2 separate regions of the Homo sapiens genome follow, and region 2 is linked to region 1. The links are chromatin loops, found by intact Hi-C in ENCODE. Cell type or tissue: CD4-positive, alpha-beta T cell. All regions are shown on one strand.

Region 1 (2,500 bases):
CGCTTGAACCCGGGAGGCAGAGGTTGCAGTGAGCCAAGATCGCGCCACTGCACTCCAGTTTGGGCGACAGAGCTAGCCTGTCTTAAAAAAAAAAAAGAAAAAAGAGAGACAGACTCCTTGGGTTTCCATTGGATACTCCCCAGAAAGCAGACCCTCACAGGACAAGCGTTTGCCTTCAAAGTCTTGACCATCCTCTACTAGACTCTAACCTCTAACCACAAACACCATAGTTATAAGATTTCCAAAGAGGCTGGGGAGAAGGAGGATAAATCAACCAGGAAACAATGTAGACAACAAGGTTATCAGGAAACAAAGTAGACAACAAGGTTATCAGGAAACAAAGTAGACAACAAGGTTATCAAGAAACAAAAAGAAACTGTCATTGCTACACTAGTTAAAATGATACAGACTTTGAAAAGCAAAACAGCCAAGAAACCACATGGTTCCTTTACTTCTGAAGCCTCTTGTGACAGGATCTATATTCCTAACAGTCTATATTCCTAGGAAAATTGGGATCACAGACGATCAAACAATAACTCACTGTTTTCATAACTTGACTGGTAAGTGGGGGGAAGGGAATTGGTAAACGACAAAAAGTGACTTACAGTGAATTTAATGATCTGTTGGGGATATGTGGGGAAGTCACGTCCCAGACATCAGCCTCAGTTTACCCACCCAGAAAAAGGCGAGAACATAACACTTCGCTCAGAAGAGCCAGAGGGCCTTGTTCCATAAGCCTCCACCTACTCAAAGGTCCCTTCAAAGGCTGGACTCAGTAGGGGTCCCCAGTGCAATTGAGGCATGACACCCGGAGACTTCGGGGTGGGGGGAAAAGGAGAAAGGAAGGAGGGTCAAAGTGCGCAAAGCTCTATCGGTTCCTGGAAAGCCATTTTCGCCACACACTGGGGGTGCCCTAGACCCAACATCTCCTCCCTAAAGAACCACACCGGGAAGCCCCAGCAACTCTCCCTCCTTTCGGCTTCTCCCTCGGTTCCGGGCTGCCCCTCCGGCCGCGCCCCTCAACGCAGTCCGGTAGCCCCTCCTCTGGCAGTGTCACGGCGGCCGGCCAGCCTGCCCACCCGCCGGCGCCAAGGTCTTCTCAACCCCGCGGCGGAAGGATGCCGGGCTGGGCCTCCCAGGCTCCTCCTGGGCCTACCTGCAAGGCAGACGGGAGCTCGGTTTGCAGTCCAGCGAACGGGCTGAGCCACAGGGAAAAAGAAAGAGGAGACAGGAATAAAGGAAGGGGTCCGTTCTACCGACCGGCAGGAGAAGGCGGCTTGAGCGCGGGGCCTCGCGGACAACTCAGCCCTCGACCCGGCGCCGCCGCCGCTCAGGAGACATCAAGCAAGAAGACGGCGCAAAAGATCACCGAATACAAGAACGCCCCAGACATCAAAGGAGGAACGCCCAAGCAATCGTTCAAGGAACCACAGCCGAGCGCCGAAAAACAGCTCAACTCCTACTCAAGGTCCGGCTCCTGTCTGAGGCGTAAATAAACAAACCCAGATCATAAGCCACGGGTTAAAAAAGAGCCTGCACTTCTGCCATTTTCTGTGGGTCGCCGGCTGTTAAAGTTCTTTAGAGAACTGGAGTTTCTCGTGAATGTGTTGAAGATCAAATCATAGCGCAATAACACTTGTTGTGTAACTATAGTCCCCCAACTGTTCTATGGACTCCCAACACTCTTTATCCCAATTGAGCAAATTAGTTAACCTCATTTGACCCTTAGTTTCCTAACAGAGCAGTGAGGGGAATTAAAAATCATAGAGACAGAAAACGAGAGAGAATTCAAGCTGAGGAACAAAATGAACAGTCTACGTAAAAGCTCCAGTTTAGTCCCCACAAAGCATGACCAAGAGAAGCTGGGAAAACCCAGAATTATGTAGCCTGACCTTAAGGCAGGGGGAAAAAAAGCACACGGATTGCTTTTCTCTTTTATTTTCTTCCAAAGGCCTAGAGCCACAGGTGTGCTTCTTACATAATAAGCAAAAGTCTCTTTGGGTTCAGAACCTGATAAAGTGTTGACATTTTCATCACCACAACAATGGCTTTTTTCTGTAGTCTCTTAGTTGATAAATGAATATGCTCAGCACAAATATGGATTAATATGTACATCCTAGATGTGATTCAATAAATCACAAAGATCACTGCAAGTATGGTTACCAATTGTGAGCAATCATAGTCTACCTTACCTGCTCCTAGGGAGGTTTACACCCTTCCCCACTACTCAGAGAGGAAGGGTGTAAAAAGGAAACAAGATAGTCCCAGTTTGTCGGGCGCAGCGGCTCACGTCCATAATTCCAGCACTTTAGGAGACGAGGCTGGTGGATTGCTTTGAGCCCTGGAGTTCAAGACCAGCCTGGGCAACATGGTGAGACTCCAGTCTCTATAAAAAAAAAATAAATAAATACAAAAAGTTAGCCGGGCCTGGTGGCTCCCGCCTGTAGGCCCAGCTACTCGGGAAGCTAAGATGAAAGGATATCCTGAGCCCGGGAGGTGG
Region 2 (2,500 bases), 480 kb before region 1:
TCAAACAGCCAAAAGGAACCAGCCATGCAAATAAAAATACAAGTTCAAGAGCCTAAAAGAAGTCAGTGTCCTAAAAGAGAAAATTAATGTAAAGAATTAAGATTTTTTGAAACTACACTTTCTTTCTGGGGCTGTTTACTGGCCTCCAATACATCAATCCTGTAACACTGTGAACTACAGTGATAGATTGGTACATGCTTCTAAACACAACAGAATTTTTCCAAGGTTACATACACTGTAACAAAAGGGGCATTTTGCAGCATCTTATTTTCCTTAATCAACTAGTTTGGATATTCTAACAGTGCAAACATTGTAAACAATAAATTTTCATTACCTTTTGAACTTTCTGAAGTCAACCAAAGGCTTGTGGTATGGATGCAATGAGTACTAGACAGGCAGAGCTGAATACTAGTCAAAATATTCAGTTACTGGTGTGATAGTCCTTTTGGGGGCATACATCACTTAGGGAGAAACTGAGGTGCAAGGACATTTTACACACAGCAAAAACATTCTCAGGAATTTGTCACATCATTACCATAAGCCAAAAATCTCAAGGTCTTAGAACAGCCTGAGCTTCTGATCAAATTATATTGTAAAAAGAGAGGAAAAAAATGTGAAGCGTGCTATTTTTTAAAATAACAGTAACTACTACTACTGCTGCTGCTGCTAATTCTAAACGTTTACTGAGCCCTTATTATGTGCCAAGCACCGTGCTAGGTACGGTCATAGATTTTAACAATTAATCCCTGTAACAACCCTCTGATATTAGTTAATAAAATTAAAGTAGAATCCTCACCAAAAAAATTTAAACTTTCCAAATAAAAATATAAATAAATTATTAAAGACATTTCACCTCTTTCTCTGCCTCAGACTACATTTTCAAGTATTAAATTTACACTAAAACCACATTTATTTTCAGGAATTCCAGTTAAAGCGTACAGATATTCAAGATGTTGACAATTATTACAGAAGAATCACAGAACTCTGAAATTAAATACTGGCACAGAAAACCTTCCATCCAACCTTACGGAACAACTATCCCCATTTTAAAAAAAAAGGAACAGCATATATATCAGGCTTGATAATAAGAGGCTTCTCATGCCCACACTAGCAATGAATGATGCCATAATTATAAAGAGACCTGTATCGCCACATGCATAAAAATAATTTACATCTGCTAAGTCAAGTTTTCAATATATTATTTTGTGTGTAAACCTTATAGTAGCTGATAAAAAATACAATAAACTAATCTAAGGTAAACTAAAACACTAGGTTGTTTCTGAAGACTCACTTTAGAATTTGAGCAGCATAATAATCATAATATTAGTAATCAAACTACTTAGCAGAAAGTTCTTAGAGGGCTGGGAAGCTGTGTATAATAAAATGGAGCAGACAAGAAGGAAGGGTTTTCCGTACTGTTTAAATCAACTACAGGTCCCAGCATGCAGTGCTCTAATCTGAAGTTAAGCAAAAACTGCAATGCATACTGGGACTTGTAGTAAGTAAACCACGTTATCACAGCAAGTTTCAAGAAAGTCTGAACTATCTAGCACAATTTGACTATATCTTATTATCAGAGTCTAATCAAATTTAAATCAAATTTGTATGTTCTCTGATGTGGCACACAGTTTCTCTAGCACATACCGGAAAAAGTATCAATATTTAGACCAACATTTTCACATTAGAAAAATCTTACGTAGGAGAAGCACAGAAAAAAATGCTGAAAAAGCAAAAAAACTTGATGAATAAAAAATATAATTTTTGAAATAGTTTTTTAAAGTTTGAATGGATCCATTTCAACATTCTCTAATCCTCCCCCACAAAAAGTTTAATTGTTTTGGCCGGGCGCGGTGGCTCACGCCTGTAATCCCAACACTTTAGGAGGCTGAGGCGGGTGAATTACGAGATCAAGAGATCGAGACCATCCTGGCCAACATGGTGAAACCATCTCTACTAAAAATACAAAAATTAGTTGGGCGTGGTGGCGCACGCCTGTAGTCCCAGCTACTCAGGAGGCTGAGACAGGAGAATTGCTTGAACCTGGGAGGTGGAGGCTGCAGTGAGCTAATATCGCACCACTGCACTCCAGCCTGGTGACAGTGTGAGATTCATTCTCAAAAAAAAAAAAAAAAAAAGTTTAATTGTTTTAACAGGTTGCTTTTTAACAATTATTCAAGATGTATTTTATAAATAATTTTTCTTGAAGAAAATTCTCAGAAGCAAACATTCCCCATATTCTAATATTGCCCACCAGGAAATAATTTTTTTAGTAATACGCACACACCCCATCACAAAAACAAACAAAAAACACTGAAGTTCTGCTTTTGTCAAGTCCTTACTCAATATTTATGCCCTCCATTCCTCACCTCTAATTCCCTACACACACACACACACACGCACACATCCCCACACACACACGCTTCTACAAAGAACACTTAGAAAAACAGTATTCCAACTACAAGCCCACTTCTCTCATCCACTGACCTCTTCTGAAAACACA

Evidence for each region. A loop is a pair of places that touch in the nucleus more often than their neighbours do. Peaks named below come from ENCODE experiments on the same cell type or tissue, not always from the same donor. Only the 100,000 strongest peaks of a DNase experiment are listed, where the experiment ranks them.
Region 2: a loop joins it to region 1, with 4 times the contacts of the local background. A loop is called at or near these places in 2 of 110 quality-filtered maps.

The regions. Positions count from the first base shown.
Region 1 is chr11:46,592,672-46,595,171 of GRCh38, forward strand. AMBRA1 (autophagy and beclin 1 regulator 1) reads right to left here and starts at 1,352. Exons shown (of 18, transcript NM_001387011.1): 1 at 1,157-1,352. RefSeq lists enhancers at 1,104-1,604, 1,107-1,536. In CD4-positive, alpha-beta T cell, no CTCF peak of the experiment used is centred here; a DNase peak (open chromatin) is centred at 1,400; H3K4me3 peaks cover 1,807 bases; H3K27ac peaks cover 1,242 bases.
Region 2 is chr11:46,111,709-46,114,208 of GRCh38, forward strand. The region is part of intron 1 of PHF21A (PHD finger protein 21A); the gene reads right to left. Among named protein-coding and RNA genes, the nearest start is that of PHF21A, 8.5 kb to the right of the region's middle. In CD4-positive, alpha-beta T cell, no CTCF peak of the experiment used is centred here; a DNase peak (open chromatin) is centred at 1,463.